Linked DNA regions of Homo sapiens: region 1 is linked to region 2. The links are chromatin contacts, found by Hi-C or POLR2A ChIA-PET in ENCODE. All regions are on one chromosome and are shown on one strand. The core of a region is the stretch at or near the end of the contact, and the rest is flanking DNA. Distances in the headings are between cores, read along the strand shown. Region 1 overlaps RASSF5 (Ras association domain family member 5). Region 2 overlaps SLC45A3 (solute carrier family 45 member 3).

What was found. Hi-C counts contacts between places; a loop is a spot of excess contacts on that map. ChIA-PET counts read pairs that join two places held with the same protein, here RNA polymerase II (POLR2A). Pooled maps may share reads with other maps.
Region 1: a loop to region 2 is called in a pooled map, with 3 times the contacts of the local background. The contact joins two enhancer-like sites. A Hi-C loop is called at or near these places in 2 of 50 pooled maps. POLR2A ChIA-PET finds 5 or more read pairs at or near these places in 2 of 52 experiments (A673 and OCI-LY7).

Annotation. Positions count from the first base shown.
Region 1 is chr1:206,560,852-206,565,060 of GRCh38, reverse strand. All of the region lies in intron 2 of RASSF5 (Ras association domain family member 5), which reads right to left. It overlaps LOC124904494 (a long non-coding RNA gene), which reads right to left. Exons shown (of 2, transcript XR_007066831.1): 2 at 2,667-4,053. Among named protein-coding and RNA genes, the nearest start is that of EIF2D, 50 kb to the left of the region's middle. Within about 2 kb of position 1,885, at least 9 of the 41 ENCODE cell types and tissues checked have a DNase peak (open chromatin) inside an H3K27ac peak, as active enhancers do; they include OCI-LY7, where a contact is called at or near this core.
Region 2 is chr1:205,667,929-205,671,687 of GRCh38, reverse strand. The region is part of intron 1 of SLC45A3 (solute carrier family 45 member 3); the gene reads left to right. Among named protein-coding and RNA genes, the nearest start is that of SLC45A3, 11 kb to the left of the region's middle. RefSeq lists enhancers at 1,110-1,671, 2,342-2,421, 2,432-2,511. Within about 2 kb of position 1,972, at least 7 of the 41 ENCODE cell types and tissues checked have a DNase peak (open chromatin) inside an H3K27ac peak, as active enhancers do; they include OCI-LY7, where a contact is called at or near this core.

The DNA.
Region 1 (4,209 bases), core at 636-3,135, 890 kb before region 2:
ACCTCCAGGAAGCTGTAGAAAATGCCATTCTAGAGCTAGGAAGAGAGGTGGGGCGAGGGATGTAGGCTGGAGAGTGATTAGCTAAAGCTGGGATGCTGTGGGAGAAGAGGGGAGATGAGCCCCCAGGACAGAAGCCTTCTGTGAACAGAAGCCACAGGCTCAGCAATTCAAGCCTGAAGCTGTCTGTCAGTGCAGCTCTTTTCTTCCTCCTGGCCCTGAAATCAAGTGCTCCTGATTCGTGGCACTTTATCTCATCCTCTTGTCTCTGGAAAATATGCCAGGCTAGGTCTGGATCCCCACCCCATGCTCTTTGAGGTAGACTAAACCATGAAGAAGAAGAAACCAAGGACCTGCAGGACAGGTCTCAGTTCCCCACCCAGGGAGCTCCCAAAGCCAGAAGATACACAGGTGTGGGGTACCTGGTAAGTGAAGAGCAGAAGAGAAGAGAATCGAGGTCCCCAAGCTAGGACCCCTTCAAGCTCCTAGGCTGGGAGTTGGATCCAAAGCCTGATCTGACAGTGTGCAATAAGACCTGGGATTCAAGGTTTGATACTGGCATAAAATCTTTCTTCTTTTCTCCCTAAACTGCTTGGGTGGGTGGATATTATGTGTCCCAAACTGTAAGTGAAATTGCTTTATAGGGAAAAGCTGATTCTGGATAAACTATCTAAACCTGTGAAGACAGAAGGAGGGCAGGAGGGGAGGAACCAGAACAGAGAGTGAGGGATGGCCTGGACTAAGCGGCGTGTGAACAAGGATGTCTTGGGTGAGTTCCAGGTGGTCCTGGAGGAGGTCGTCTCTCTGACCCCTCCCTAGGGGAAGTCCTTATGGTTTAGAGAACTTGGCAGCCAATATCTAGAATCCCTACCAGGCCCATGAGAAACTAGTAAAAAGGGTCTGTTCCCATGCAAAGAGGCAAGGGACTCTCAGCAGGGAAGATAAGGACACTCACATGACAAGGGTGTTTGTTGAGAAGGACAGGATGAAGTACCTGAGTCTGATGATTGAAATGACTTGGCCATAACCTCTTAGTGGCTTGAGCTGGATGGGAAGGGAGGACTTCATTTACAGTTAGTGCTGTGTGTCTTCCCTTACATCATGTGCCATCAAGATCTCAAAGGGCCTTGAAATAAGAGTTCAGCTTGTGGTGATGAGACTAGCAGAGAAAGCTCTGAGCAGGACCCAGGGGGCCTGACTCCTTGAATCTGTCTCTACTGAGCTGTGTGACTGGGGGCAAATCCTCTTCCCTCTCTAGACTTCAGTTTCCAGCCTAGGAACCTCTTAGGAATCTGTGACACATTCTCTTCTTGCATTCCAATTGGGGTAAGCAGTCAATTACCAAATATTTCCTAAACAGGTGGTTCCTAGATTGCAGCATATATGAGAATCACCTGGGAAAAGTATTAGAAAAGCAGAATCCAGGGTCCCATCTCCAAAGATTCAGGAGCCAGTAGCTCTGGAGTAGGGCCCCTGAAACTCCATTCTCAAAGAGTAGTTCTGGTGCAGGTGGTTGAGGCCACCTTGATGCAACACTGAAGGTTTCAGATGCTACAGAGAAACCAGAGAAGTGCTGAGTGAGGAAAAGCACCCGTCCTCAAGAGATTTCCAGTTTAGATGGGGGAGACAGGACCCAATCCCAAGAACAGAATATCCTCAGTGACAGATGAGAGAGAGGTACAAGGTCAAAGAAACAGGTCATGTCCTTTACCAAGCAGTTATGAGCAGAGCTTCCCAGGTGCCTGGCGCAGAAACGGTGGCAGGAGGCATGTGTGGCAGAGACAGCTAAATGCTCACCACAACCTGCTTCCTTTTCTACCAGGGCTCACAGCTGTACTTCACTTCCCAACCTCCCCTGTGGTTAGGTGTGGCCACGTGACTGAGTTCCAGCCAATGGCCCGTGGTTGCAAGAAACACCCACCATTTCCGGGTCTGGCCCACAAGCTTCCCATGTGTTATCCTGATCCCCACCTGCCAATCTAACTTTTTTAAGTAAAGGGGGAAATAAACCTCTGATTATATTCAATGACTGAAAAGCAGGGGTTGTTTCAAGTTAGTCCATCCTGATTGTACAGGATGCAAGAGAGAAGATGCAGCAATTCAACCCAAGCAGTATTTGGTCAATACTGGCTTTTTTTTTTTGAGACAGAGACTCGTTCTGTCGCCCAGGCTGGAGTGCAGTGGCACGATCTTGGCTTACTGCAAGCTCCGCCTCCCGGGTTCACACCATTCTCCTGCCTCAGCCTCCCAAGTAGTTAGCCTGCCACCACGCCTGGCTAATTTTTTCTATTTTTCAGTAGAGATGGGGTTTCACCAGGTTAGCCAGGATGGTCTGGATCTCCTGACCTCGTGATCCGCCCGTCTCGGCCTCCCAAAGTGCTGGGATTACAGGCATGAGCCACCACGCCCGGCCAATACTGGCTTTTGTAACCAAGTACTTGATGTTGTTGGACCTGAAGGAGATGCGAGTTCTGATCTTATAGGACGGACAATACTGGGAAGGGCCAGAGGAGGCAGCGGGCAGTGAATCCCACGAGTGTGGAGTTCGGACGGCATCTCTAAATGAGGCTATCTGGAGGCTGTGCCAGTCTGAAATCTCTTCTGGGACTAGTCTTGGGCCATGTAAGCCTTTGAGACAGCACATAAAAAACAGTCAAATGGGCCAGTGGTTCCAAAGATTCTAGTTTTATTTTTATTGCTGAAATTTGGAGCTAACTTATTTTTAGTAATCTTTTCTTTTCTCTCATGCCGAGGTGGTGAGGGGCAGGTGCCATGCCTGAGGCCTGGGTGTGCCTGCTGCTAGCAGAGAGATGGGGACCTCCCCAACTGTCCCAGGGCTGTGGGGTTGGCTAGTGCCCCTGGAGTACCACAGGGATCCTGTCCAGGGAGGAGCTGACTGGCCAGGCAGGAGGAGATGGAACAATTACAGGCAGGGAACAGGGAGCAGTGTAGGATCTGACCTCCAGGACCCTCTTCCTCTTGCATCTTCCTTGAAGAAAAAGAATTCAATGGTGTCACTGTAGACCCAAGAAAGCCTAGGCAGATGGGGGCATGGGAGTGTGTTTTCTATGTACTTAAGTATAATATTTAACTATAGGCCGGGTGCGGTGGCTCACTCCTGTAATCCCAGCACCTTGGGAGGCCGAGGTAGGGGTTCACCTGAGGTCAGGAGTTCAAGACCTGGCCAACATTGTGAAACCCTGTCTCTACTCAAAAAAAAAAACACAAAACTTAGCTGGGTGTGGTGGTGGGTGCCTGTAATCTCAGCTACTCAGGAGGCTGAGGCAGGAGAATTGCTTGAACCTGGGAGGCAGAGGTTGCAGTGAGCCGAGATCGCGTCATTGTACTCCAGCCTGGGCAACAAGAGCAAAACTCCATCTCAAAAAAAAAAAAAAAAAAAGAAAAAGAAAAATATTTAACTGTAGATATAGTCAACCTTCTGTTCTTTGTATCCACAGAGAAAAACACACATGAGGAGGAGTCTCCAGTGGGAAGATAGAGGTTTATCTATTAACATATTTCAGTTGTAGGATAGACACCAAGAAGAACTTTTAAGTCACTAAAGTTGTAAGATTACAGGGACTACCTGCTAAAATCAAGTGTAGGGTCAATGTCCCCTTAGCTAGCATGCCTTAAGGAATGGAGGGATGGGAAGGACCTTTCAAAACCTGACCCAGCCTGAAGTTGAGTGTTCCATTTTGTAGAAGGTTCTGAGAGGACAAGACCTACGGTCTATCCTGGGTCATCTACTGAGTAGGAAAAGACCAAGAAGAAGAGAACTTGACAAGGAGTCCTGGAGGGGTGTTAGTCCTGGCTCTACCCAAACAGATGTGTGGCCTAGTGACGTCCTTCCACCTCTCTGGGCCTCAGTTTCTCCATCTATAAAGCGAGGTGCTCTGACATTCTGCAAGCAGAAAGCTGTATTGTCCTCAGAGCACTCACCCCAATGCTCTGGGCCGGTGCCAGAGTCCTGGGGTCCCAGAGCCTGTTTAACATGCCAAGAGTTCAGAACGCCTGTGTTCCCGCTCAGATGTCAAAGCCTTAAATGGCCACCACCTGTAGGCATTTGGGAAATTGATAAGAATGGAAGCTGGCCCCACTTCCAGGGTCAGATCCCTGATAGGAAAAAAATGAACAAATATGAGGGATGGACAGAGGGCCTGGCCTGGCTTCACAGTCACCAGTCCTACAAATCACCAAACCCTATCTTTT
Region 2 (3,759 bases), core at 723-3,222:
GGGTTTCACCATTTTGGCCAGGCTGGTGTCAAACTTCTTGACCTCAGGTAATCTGCCTGCCTCGGCCTCCCAAAGTGCTGGGATTACAGGCGTGAGCCACCGTGCCCGGCCTGCTGTTGTTCATTGTGGATGAGGAAACTGAGGCATGGGAAGGTCAAGTTACAGGCTCATGCAATTATAATAAGTGGTGGAGCTGGCATGCAAACCCAGGTCAGGCAGACACCCAAACCCAGGTCAGCCTGCAGAGTCTGCCAGGGTTTGGGGACGTCAGGATTCAGAGGGTTGTGGTCCCTCGGGTGGAAGAGAGCTCCAGGTTGAAGAGCACTGCTGGTCCTGGTTTGGAGGGCATGCCCAGTGTGACCTTGGGTTGCAGCTGTTCTCAGAAACTAAGTGTGATTGGGAGGCCCAGGTGCCTGGAGTCAGAATGTGTGTCTGTATTGACTGTCACCATGGGATTGCCAGGTGACCCTTGGGAGAGTCCCCATGCTTCAGCCCTAGCTTAGGCTGTCCAGGACTGACTCTGGCCAAGGTGAGGGTCAGCCAGCCCCAGAATCCCTGTCACTGGGTAGGAGAGGGGAGGGGAGGGCAGTGCTGGCTCCAGGGACTGCCCCTCTGTCCCTTCCCCTCCCCTTCCCCCAATCTCCTCTGGCATTTGTTTCCTTTCCAAAGCTGGACTGGAGCTCTCAGACAGGGCAACAAAAGCCACTCTCCACCGCGCCACAGCCACCTGTTGGGTTTTCACACATTGGGGGTGAGTGGGGGGAGGGAGCCATTGCCCTTTTCCCAGTGTCTGTGGTGTGCCCCCTCTGCCCCCCTAGGGCCTGGGATTCTCTTTGCTGCCCGAAGTGACGGGCTCAGGAGCCGGAGGGGGTGGGGGCCAGCAGCAGCTGGAAGGGGAATTGAGTGGGAAGGGGCCGGCGCTGGCAGCCGGAGAGAGTTTGATGGATTACTCTGCAGGCCGAGAGGTTTCTCCCTAATCCCCCTTTGTGTCCCGGCCTGCAGCCCCCTCACCCTCTCTGACAAGCTGCTAAGCAGAAGGCTTCCAGTAACGGTGAAGAAAAGGCAGCTCAGCAGGGCGAACTCTAAATCCCTGGCCTCCAGGCCCTGGGGGAGGCAGGCACCAGGGAGCAAGTCCGGGATGGGGCTGGGGTCCCCCGTCCCACTGCCGGCCCTTATTCTTTCTTAGGAGTCCCTGAGGTGGGGGGGCTTCATTCTGAGTGGGGTCCTCAGGTTCCCCTGGGAGCCCTGTGAAGTCGTGGGCCTCCGCTTTTTCTGCAAATCACTGTTTTTTTCTAGGGCAAGACTGGGGAAAGCAGAGACCCTCACTGCTTTGGAAATATTTGGCCCCAGAGAATCAAAGACTGAGTGGGTTGGGAGTCACCAAAGCCGTGGTTGTCTAATGCCGTGTCCCTCCCACCATCTCCCCAGCAGCCCAAGCACATGGCACCCCTCACAAAGGGGATCTGTCATGATGGGGAGCGCATTGTCTCACAAGAATGCTCATTTCCAGGTCTCCTGGCTAGTGCAGGCTCTTTCTGGGGTGTCCCCAAGGCTCCCGTGGAGCTGCCGTGAGGGTGGGGCTCGTGGGGAGTGCAGTCAGTGTGCCAGGTTTCATTAGGTAAGGTGACAGCATTGGTCCCTTGGGACTGGGGCGAGGAGGGGGTGGGTAATGGGGAGGAGGGCTGGGGAACCCCCAGACCTGAGAGGTCCACTCCCTGCCCCCAACCTAGAGGACCCTGGAGAGCTCAGTTTGGAGCAAGGTGCTGGGGTTGCCCCTTCTCTGCCATCTCACTGACCTGGGGCAGGGCAGCCTTGGTGGGGTGTGTGTCCGGGAGGTTGGCCCAGGGTGACCCCACCCGCTTTCCTCAGCTGAGTCATTATTCCTCGTGCCTCACCAGCCCCCGATTTCCCCTTCTGTGGGGAGGGCTGCGGGGTGGCTGTGAAGGGGAGAGGAGCCGCTTCTGAGGAGCCTGGGAGAAAGCAGAGCGTCTTTGTGAGTGTGCAGGGAACACGCAGGGTCGCTGAGCCTGCGGGGTCAGGGTGGGGGCTACAGCCGTTTGATGTGCCTGGGTGGGGTTTGACGCTGGCCTGCATAAAGAAGCCTTAGAATTGCTGCATGACACAGGCCCGGGGTGGGGGCTGCCCCCAGCCTGGGCTTCCACGGGCCTCTGTCTGTCAGTAGAGGGAATCTGCTCCCCCAGCTCCACCTCAGCCATGCGGGGTGGCAGAAGCCCCTTTGAAAGCCCTCAAAGACCTCTTTATACATCCCCCTCTGACCCTCCCTTCCCTTAGGGAGCTACCAGGGAGTGGGCTCGGGTCAGCTTTCCTCCTTCTCTGCCACTCTGTCTTCTGTATTTTGGACAAAGTTCAGGCCAAGTTTGTTCCTGTTGCTCAGTTTCATTTCCCCCAAAACTCCCTTTTTGGGGTCTGGTCTGAAGTGGGGGCTTTCCAGTCCAGGAGGGTTTATCTGAGCCACTCACCACCTTTGAGCCCATAGGAGCTGCTCCCTCTGGAGTTGGGCCTGCAAAGTCCTCGGTGTGTGGCGAGCACGTGGGAGGAGGAGGACTTAAGCCCTCACCCTTGCTTCTACTGCCACCCCTTGCTCTTAGCCATTCATTCATTAGGTAAACATTTCCCGGCCCCTTTTCTTGCTGGGGTGGGAGCCAGCCCTGGGGGTGTCACATATTGGGATGCATAGGGGCATGTATCTCCCAGTACCTGGAGGGGTGCAGCGGGGATCCAGGTTCACTGACCTTGCCCACGGCCCTTGGTCTCTCTGGGTTTTGATTCTTTTCCCCCAAGGATGAGGAAGGATGACCTGGGGCAGAGCTCCAGAAAGGTTCCCAGAGGCCTTAGGTTTCCTCCAGCTTTCTTGCTGTCTTGGCATTGCTGGGCCCAGAGAGGAGGGGAGATGTTTGGAACTTGAGAGGGACTTGTCCTAGAAGGCTGCCTGTTCCTTGCGTTTCTGAGAGGTCAGCCCCTCTACTTCCTTCCTCTTCCTGCCCACTCCTTGCCAGGTGAACGCTCTGAGGCTGGCTCTTCTGGTTGATCTTGTCTTTGCCAAAGTGTTCCAGGAGCAGTAGGGCAGGAGGATTTTAGAAGCATCTCCAAGACTGGAGGGTGTAAGGGAGAATTGGACCCTGTCCCCAGGAGGACAGGGGAGTTCCGCAGACTTGGGGCAGGAGGCGGGGTTCCAACACTGATCTGTCACTTGCAAGCTTTGGCAAGAAGCTTGCCCTGAGGCTGCTGATGGGAGTGGTGGCCAGAAAAGTGGTACTGAAAGACTTCTTGTTCTCTGACCTCCCTGAGCCTGACAACTGAGAAAGGCTGGGCTCCTCCGTTTGTGCTCCAGGGAAGGCGGCCCTGGAGCGGGGATGGCGAGCAGCTGGACTTAGTGCTCAGGAGTCCTCTGTGGTCTCCTTAGCCCGAGGACCCTGGAGGAGGGATGAAATGACAGGGACTGGGGCACTGGAAAGCATGCAAGGATAAGAAAAGGGGGCTTTGGAGGGTAGTGTGTGCTTATGGGCTTGGAACTTCTCAGGCAATTCCGGGCTGGGAAGAGTAAAGTCTGGGGGTATCAAGAGGACTCTGGACCCGCTGGGCAGAGTAGAACTCAAACAAGGGAGGACGGACTCTGCCACCAAAGAATACAGGGGTGCTTGAAGCCTGCACCCTTCCTAGTCAAATCCTTTCCCCACCTGGCCCAACCCCAAGTTACCAGGTAAAGAATCTCTGGGTGGGGATGGGGGGCGTTGGAGA